Linked DNA regions of Mus musculus: all the other regions are linked to region 2. The links are chromatin contacts, found by POLR2A ChIA-PET in ENCODE. All regions are on one chromosome and are shown on one strand. Each heading gives the region's core, a stretch centred on a gene start or an enhancer-like site at or near the end of the contact. The rest is flanking DNA. Distances are from core to core; before and after follow the strand shown.

Evidence for each region. ChIA-PET counts read pairs that join two places held with the same protein, here RNA polymerase II (POLR2A).
Region 1: POLR2A ChIA-PET joins it to region 2 with 18 read pairs in Patski. The contact joins the promoter of Tmem9b here to the promoter of Rpl27a in region 2. POLR2A ChIA-PET finds 5 or more read pairs at or near these places in 3 of 5 experiments (Patski and embryonic stem cell).
Region 3: POLR2A ChIA-PET joins it to region 2 with 24 read pairs in embryonic stem cell. The contact joins the enhancer-like site here to the promoter of Rpl27a in region 2. POLR2A ChIA-PET finds 5 or more read pairs at or near these places in 4 of 5 experiments (Patski and embryonic stem cell).

The regions. Positions count from the first base shown.
Region 1 is chr7:109,750,942-109,753,641 of GRCm38, forward strand. Tmem9b (TMEM9 domain family, member B) reads right to left here and starts at 1,322. Exons shown (of 5, transcript NM_020050.1): 1 at 1,130-1,322. The coding sequence starts at 1,237. It also overlaps the pseudogene 4930431P19Rik.
Region 2 is chr7:109,517,861-109,520,687 of GRCm38, forward strand. Rpl27a (ribosomal protein L27A) reads left to right here and starts at 1,335. Exons shown (of 5, transcript NM_011975.3): 1 at 1,335-1,362; 2 at 1,725-1,788; 3 at 2,058-2,133; 4 at 2,608-2,782. The coding sequence starts at 1,360. It overlaps Snora3 (small nucleolar RNA, H/ACA box 3), which reads left to right and starts at 2,272; the gene lies at 2,272-2,391.
Region 3 is chr7:109,647,740-109,650,644 of GRCm38, forward strand. It overlaps a transcript of Denn2b not described here. Among named protein-coding and RNA genes, the nearest start is that of Denn2b, 32 kb to the left of the region's middle. Within about 2 kb of position 1,577, at least 1 of the 3 ENCODE cell types and tissues checked has a DNase peak (open chromatin) inside an H3K27ac peak, as active enhancers do.

The DNA of each region.
Region 1 (2,700 bases), core at 72-2,571, 230 kb after region 2:
TAACCACTGTGCCAGAGCCTGTGCTCAATGAGGAGGACTCAGAGAAGCAAAAGACACAGCTCCTGTTTCCTGGGACAAATCCTATCAAGGGGAGACGGATGTTTATATCATGATACACTACATAAAATGGTAATGTTTGACATCCATACAGAGAGTCCATACTAGAAGTATTTCAAAAGTTGGGAAACTTTTTGCTGTCCCTATTTCTGATGACACCAGAAAGACTGAAAAAAAAAAAAAAACCAAATTGCTCAAAAACACCTGCCTACCTGTGACCTATCTTTCCCAGCCCTTTATAACATTTAAAAATATTATAAAACTTTTTAAAAATGCAGTGTCACTATTTCCCACTACACCGTGGAGTCTTTCTATTTTGCCCCAAAATTAGTTAGCCCACTGGGAGGAAAGCACATGTTTTCTTGGGCCAGAACAGCTCTGGGTCACCAGAAAATATATGGGGACCAAAAGGTTTAGAAACACAGTGAGGAATAGGACACAACTTCCTGTCACCTCTCTCCTAGGCTAGTAAATTATCAGAAGAGGGGTGTGTGTGTGTGTGTGTGTGTGTGTGTGTGTTTTCCTGGAGGGGATCTTGGTGAGAGTATCAGGCTAGTGGGGTGGCCCTACAGGTCCTTCTGGGAACGGGTAGTTGCCATGAGATTCGAGCCCCCACCATGGCAAGGGAATCTGCTTATCAATGAGTTGAGAGGAGCTAGTCCCTAGTAGGGAAGACTTCGGGGAGATGAGGGTGAGGGGAGCTAGTCCCTACTAGAGAAGATTTCAGGGAGATGAGGGTTTCCCACCGTTTGGATTGGGGGCTGAGAGCTGCCCAAGTTTAAGGGTGGAAAGTTCAAAGCTCCCAGGGCTGGAAAGTTCCGGGTGTGTCCCGTCGGGGCTGGGAAGGGAAATGTCAAGAGGCAGAGGGTTATAGACCCCGCTCTGGCACTGTTTGGGGCTAAGGCTTAGGATGCTCTAGAGAGGGCCAGCCCGGGCTGTGAAGCGGGGTCGGGGGGATTTGGCTGTCGGATTGGGAGACCGGAGAGTGGGGAGCAAGTGGTCAGCCCCAGTTTCTGCCAGGCCAGAGGCAGGGGCGGAGCTCCTGTCAGGAGCCGGGCGGGGCGGGACTCACCTTGGCGGCGCCTGTCAGCTGCGCGAGCAGCAGCACCGACAGCGCCAGGCAGGACATGCTGAGCCCCGAGCCCAGCCGCAGCAGGTTTCCGCACCATAGGCTCGCCATCGCGGGAGCCAGCCGCTCCTGCGAGCCCCGAGCCCCGCGCCCGGCTCGGGATCCGGCTCGGGATCCTCCGCCCGCACTTCCGCCTGGGCCTGCGCGTCACCGTCCGCGCCGGGTCAGCTGCGAGAAAGCCTCCGCCCCGGAAACGGTTCCGGGTGCACAAGGCCCGCCACGGTCGCGGCCCCGGGGGTGCACTAAAGGCTGGGGGTCTTCCCCGGCCAGAGCTGGCGAATCCTGCACCCCAAGGGAGCAGGCCATGCGGATCTAGTCCCGCAGGCCGGGTGAACCCCATCCCCGGGAACTGCGAAGGCCGAGAGGGTGCTGTTCAGGAGACCTGACCAGAAGAGCCCGAGCGTCCTTAGATCGGAAGCCCACCCGGCGATGGAGGCTCGAGGCTCCGCACCGGGGCTTCAGTACGAACCTGCGGTCCGTGCGCCTCCAGGACACAGACTCCTGCCCGGCTCCCAACAGTAACTGTGAGCTGTCCACGCGGGTGTGGCTTCCACTAGGGGCTGACAGCCTTGGTCCAGTCTAGGACTGGGAAGTGGGCCACGGCGGCGAATCTGGGCTGGCTCAAGTCAGGCTTTGCAAGATGCGGACGCCCCTGGAGCATCCCCCGCCCAGGACTCCTGGAGGTGGAGAATCCAGGAGCCAAGCTCCTGTGAGGCAGTGCCTATTTAAAACAGTTGACCTCTCAGTCAGTTCTGGGAGCGCAGACCCTACTCCATGGGGTGTCTTTTTCTGTAGATACTTCAGGAGCACCCTGGAGAGAACATAGAGCTGCTCATTAAAATATTTTTTCCACTTAGTAGAGACTCTGGGGGTAGAGAAAGGGATGCAGCGTGCTCATCACAGCCCTTAGGGATTTGCTGAATGTCATAAGGGAAAATCACTTCCTTTCAATAAAAGGGGATTAAGTTTTATGATTTTCAATTTTTACTTATAAGACACCCCCACCCCGCCCCTTCAAGTGGTCCTTTCCTGGTTGGTGGAAATGTCTTTCTTAATTTACAGGTAGAAATTTCGCAGCGTTTTTCTGCTATGTGATTCTTGTCGATACTAGACTAGAATCTAACACAAAGTGCTATTGCATTAAATGTATTTAGCCCTTTTTTAGTCCTAAATGGCAACTAGCCCAAAGGACTAGATGCTTTCGCACCAGTTCTTGTGACAATCCTGTCACAGTGGGAATAATTGTCCTTCTAAGGGGTGTCCTACTAATCGCAGGGCTGTCAGGATAAAATTTGTTGGTGAGGTATTGTAGATCATCCTGTCACAGTGGGGATAATTGTCCTTCTAAGGGGTGTCCTACTAATCGCAGGGCTGTCAGGATAAAATTTGTTGGTGAGGTATTTAGATCTGATTGCTAAAAGCTGACTTAGTAGCCAGTTTGGATCAGTTTAGAGCTGTATGTCTGACATGTCCTTCAGATAAAGCATAGGAACCCTCCTTCAAAATTCTTTTCA
Region 2 (2,827 bases), core at 85-2,584:
AAAATGGTAGTCCTCAGCCCTCAAAGAAAGCTCTCTTTGCAACAGGCAGAAAGAAACTGATATAGAAAGCTATAACCAATCAAAATGCAGAGGTGTGAAGTCCAGTCCCACTGGATAAATCTGTAAAACAACCCCTCCACCTAAGGCGAGGGAAAGACTGTAAGAGCCAGAGATCAGAGGCTTTACTGTGAAATTGTGTGTCCTAGGAGTGTAAGAAGCCACACCCATAGTATCACCAACAGGACTGCCTGAATAGGAGCTGAACAAGGACAGCCATAGATATGCTATTACAGCCCACACGAGAAAGTTCGAGACCATCATGCCTAGCCAATCGATTAGGAGTGTAACTCCAGCAGTCAGGAGGTACAAGGCCAGCCTTGGCTTCAGAGTAAGACCCTGTCTCAAAACAAATACAAGATCTTGAGGAAATGGTGTGGCTAAAGTCAAACTGCCCAGATTGTAATGGACTAAACACCGAGCAAGAAGCTAGCAGACAGACAGGATTTGCCCACTCTGCTTTCTGAGAGTTTTGACTAGAATATTCTTTAGTTTAACGGATCAAGTAAGAAACAATAAAACAGATTAAGGGGTTAGAATCTTGTGCACAAGTGTACCACTTTTGTTAGCAAGCAGGCTACACGCCAGGAACTCATGGATTTAAAAGGAAAACAAGCAAAATTGCCCAGTCCTGAACCCTTAGAGAATCTGGGCTCTATCGGGAAGAAAAATGTAACTTGGCAATTAGAAGTTACAAGTGTGATAGTTCGAGTAAACAAGTAACAAAACAGGTCCAAGAAGGTCGACACGGAAAATACTTGTATGAGGAGCACGCTGGGCTGGGAACCTCGGGTCCAGGGGAGTAAAAGCATACCAGCCAGAGTCTGGAGAAAATTCAAATGTGATGTTTATACAAAATAGTTACAGAATCTAGATCCCTGAAGCACAGAAGGCTGTTCAAATTTGGCAGGACATGAAGAGAGGACCAGAGCAAAAGAGAAGGGCAGTGTCCCTTTAAGGGACGTCAGAGGCCCTGCGGAAGTCTTGCCGATGCTCTGAGCCACCGCCATTGCTGCCCGGAGACAAAAACCAACCGCACCAGAAAAGAACAGTGCACTCCGACGATGACCGGCCGCAGCGGCGCTCGACTAGGGAGGAGCTACCGGGGCTTCCGGGGGCGGGCGCCACCGGTTCACCCCGCCCATCCACACGGAAAGGAAGAGGCGGGCGCCGGGAGCCGTGACGTCAGGAGCCCTTCCCGAAGCCGGCCTCCTGGCCGGAAATGAAGCATTGGTCCCGCCCCCGCGCCTGCTACCTCGCGAGACTTCGTGAGCTCCTCCCTTTTCCCTTTCTGCCACCGCCATGGTAGGTCTTCTCTTGGCCTCCGCTCCATCGCGGAGGGTCGGGGCTCTGCTTCCCAGCCTTTCAGCTGCTTGCTATGGTCCTAGTGGGTCTCCATGGCTGGGCGTAGCCTGCGGGGCGGGATGACCCACTCGGGTGTGGGGCGAGGAACGTGGGGCCGCGTGTTCCGACCAGAGCTGGGATCGCGTGGACGTGCGGGCCCGGGCGGCTGAGCACGCTCTGAGTCCCGGCCTCGGCTTAGCCGGTGCTCCAGAAGGCAAGTCCTCGTGTGCAGGCCTGATCCGGGCAGGCAGGCATTGCTGCCCTCTCCCCGGTCTCCCCATCCTCTAAGCAGGCCTAACCACTTTGCTGTTTTTCCCACGCAGCCATCCAGACTGAGGAAGACCCGGAAACTCCGGGGCCACGTGAGCCACGGCCACGGCCGCATCGGTAAGTGTGCGCCTCCTCGGCGTTTGGCCTTTGGAGTTTTGTTGGAAAGTAGACATCCGTGGGTGGAAGGAAACACTTGCAGTTCCCCTACTTTATGTTGGTAGCGGGGTGAGAGTTAAACACATGCCGCTGGGATGTGAAATGCCGTAAATGTTCCTTCTATCCCCGAGTCTTGATAAATCGGGCTTAGAAACGGATGGTAAACTGAGAGCAGGAATAAGGGCATGTGAGCAGCTATAAGTCACACAAGTTGCTTTGTGTGCCGACAGGTAAGCACCGCAAGCACCCAGGCGGCCGCGGGAATGCTGGAGGCATGCACCACCACAGGATCAACTTTGACAAATAGTGAGTGTTTTGGAAGTGGGGGCTGAAGGGGTGAGTTAGGACGGTGTCTCCCTGGAAACGGGCTTCTTACCATTTGGTATGGCTAGCTTTAGCAAGTAAACGCTGCACTTGAACTGAGGGGACCTGTCCGAGGCTAGAGTCACGCTCAGGTATTGCTTGTTGCCTTAGTGTGCTTAAGTCCTCGAAGAATAACTGCTGACCTTATTCACTGGCTGTGTGGACTTTCTGGCACAGTCAGTCACCAGGTTAGTGACATATGTCAAGTTAACCCATTCAAAGTTACGTTGCACCCTATTTAGGGAATCCTTTAAGGAGTGGGGGTGCTACTGAGTGACCTGACTTTTAGTTCAAAAATTGTATCTGGTGCCTGCTGTGTCAATGTTTACAGTAGTGAACACTTACACTCACTAGGAGACAACTACAAAGATAAGTTTTCTCAGTGAGGCTCTGAAGATGGTTGCCTTCCCTCCCCAGTCACCCAGGTTACTTTGGGAAAGTTGGTATGCGGCATTACCACTTGAAGAGGAACCAGAGCTTCTGCCCAACAGTCAACCTGGATAAACTGTGGACATTGGTCAGCGAGCAGACACGGGTCAATGCGGCAAAAAACAAGACTGGAGTTGCTCCCATCATTGATGTTGTTCGATCAGTGAGTGAACTGACTTGCCATTCGTTTTAAAAGATTTTATGTATA
Region 3 (2,905 bases), core at 327-2,826, 130 kb after region 2:
TTGGTGGAGAGGGCTCCACAAGGGGCTGTCATGGAGGCCATGCCTCTCCTTGGATGGAGACAAGCACTAGGCAGTGTTCTTGGATCCCCCAAACAACAGCAGACTGATGGGCCCCTGGGCTCTAGAGCACCACTCCTTGAGACTCACAGTCATCACTGTTGAAAGTGAAGCGGAATCTACATATGGTAACAAATGTCTGCTTATAAATATTTCCCACTTTGTGTCTCAGGATGTCCTTCACCTTTTCCTTTCTCTCACCATGTCAAATTTTGTCAGTCTTCCAAAAAGTGACCTCCAAAGGCTAAGATCAGTACCCTTGTACTCCACTTTTACATCAGCCTTCCTCCACCATTACATTCCCAGCCAATTCTTCTATAGCCTCATAATTGTCTCCATTGTATATACAGCATGAGCTCTTCTGTATGCCGCATGAATCTACCCACTTCCTTTTCATCTATAGCTCTTACTATAGGCACTGAGGCAGGGTCTATGTCCTCCACGTCTCCCTGTCACACAGAGTTAGTCTTAATACACTTACTGTGCAGGATGCCCAAGAGCTTGCAGTTCTAGTGGAACTCTAGTGGAGTGCTATCTCCTCCTAAATGCTCACCTCTCTTACATACTTTAGGGTTCACACCCAAGTCTCTGTGCCCTTCACAGTGCTTGGAGTTTCACTTTTGGTAAGCACTCTTTAGATTGCCAACAATTTCCTGAATGTTGTTCTACATGAAGGTTTTATGCAGCCTGAGCCAGGCAACTCTGCAGAGAGAAAGCCAGTACTGTGGCCCTTAGAGGCAAGCAGCAACCTAGAAGTCATTGTGGGAGGGCTTTTTTTTTCATGCTAATTGAGTGTGGGTATGTGTGCACATGTATGCACGCACACACATGTACGAATGGCCTTGTTTGGGTATGTATGAGAGTGCGTGTGAGTATATGTGTACATGTACTAGTTTGTACGTGCATATGTATGTGGGAGTGTGGGGGTACAGGTATATGTGTACACGGGGGATTGCACCCTTGTTTACATGTGGAAGCCAGAGGAGGATGCTATGTGTTCTGCTCTATCATTCCCCCCCTCCTTGTTCCTTTGAAACAGGGTCTTTCACTTGGGGCATGTAGAACCATGTCACAGAAACTGGGAAGGTTGAGTGGATTCTGAAATCCCTGTAAGTTCTCACATCTGAGAATGACAGGCATTTCATCTACTCCTGACAGCAGTTCGTGTCCTGGAGCACATGACCGCAACACCCCACATGCAGATCCTGACCACTAGTCACGTAGCTCGGAGCACAGAGTTCTCTGTGATAACGAGGTATCTAGATGGGCCCCGCCCGAGGGTTTAGACAATAAGCTTCTCTTCCTGGACATTCCTTCCTGCAAAAGGTATTTAATCTCTGGTCCACCCTGAGTAAGTCGTATGCATTTATTTTCACTACCAATAAACATTTTGGACAAGTAAGGACTGTCAAGAAATCTTCATCACACAGAGCCACACTGCCTAAGTTTCCCACAGAAGGTCCCTCTGCCCTCTGGACACGGACACTCACCCATGAGCTAAGCCAGAGTTAGCCCTCCCCTGGCTCATCACTGGCCCACAGGCCCCTCCCTCTGTTCTGACTCCTTGAGCTTCCCAGCAGTGGTACATTTATAGCCTTGTGACTCCCATTGTGTCTGTCAGAGCAGCATTCACACACCCCAGCAACAAGACAGACCGTGGACCCATACTCACTGAACCCAGAGCTAAGCTGGCAGACAGTAAACCCCAGAAATTGTTCTTTTTCTGCCACCCACAATGCTGAAGTAATAAATAGGTTAGCATAGTCACACAGCTTTTTACACAGGTACCAACCAAAGATTTGAACTCAGCTCCTCATGGTTACATAGCTAGCATTCTTACTTGTTGAATCACCTCACCAGCTCCAGCCCCCCTGCTAACCTTAACAAAAACAAAATATGATTCAGGATTTTATTTCCCTTACACAGCTATTTCTCCAAATAGGGAGAATATTTATTGCAATTAGAAGTTGACTAATTAAATTCACCATCATGAGGCAATGGTGGCTCCTGCCTGTAATGCCAGCAGAAATATTAGGAGTTCAAGGCCAGCCTAAAATATATACCAAATTTGAGGACAACCCTGGGCAACACAAGACCCTGTCTTTCCAGGGGTCGGGGAAGAGCTCTACCATTGGAAATAAGAGCACCATAACTCCTTAACCCTTTATACTGAGCCTGAGTGGCTGGAGAGCTGCTTTTCAGTTAGCTGCTAAGAGCATTTGCTCTGACAGAGGACGTGGCAGCTTACAACTCTCCACAACTTCAGTTCCAAGAGATCTAGCACTTTCTTCTGGCCTCCAGGGGCATTGGGCATTGACTCTACTTACACACATGAAAGCAAAACACTCACACATCTAAAATAAAAATAAGTATGTGTCTAAATATAGTGAGCCTGATAAAGTATCTCAATACAGTACAAATAAAAGTCTTCAACTATGAAAGGAGGATCAAATGGTAAAATTAGAAGAATGAATAAATGCCAAAAAGATCTAAGCAGTTAGAGAAAAACAAAACACGTTTATTGTAGAAGTGAAGTGCCATGTTAATCTCTAAAACAGAGTGCCTTCCTCACCCCCACCCCCACCCCAAAAGTGATAAATACTATCAATTCACAGAATGGCTGACTACCAAGTCTTAAGGAGGTGAAACAGACTATGGAAATGGTAGAAACATTAGATCCATAGTCAATCAATGAGCAGATGCTACAAATGAGGTAGTCAGGAACATTATGGCTACAGAAATGGATTTTCAATGAAAAAAAAAAACAGATTAAAGAAATAATGCACAGGATGACAAACAAGAAAAGGAATGAGGTTCTGTGAACTGCCCCACAGACAAAAGATGTTTT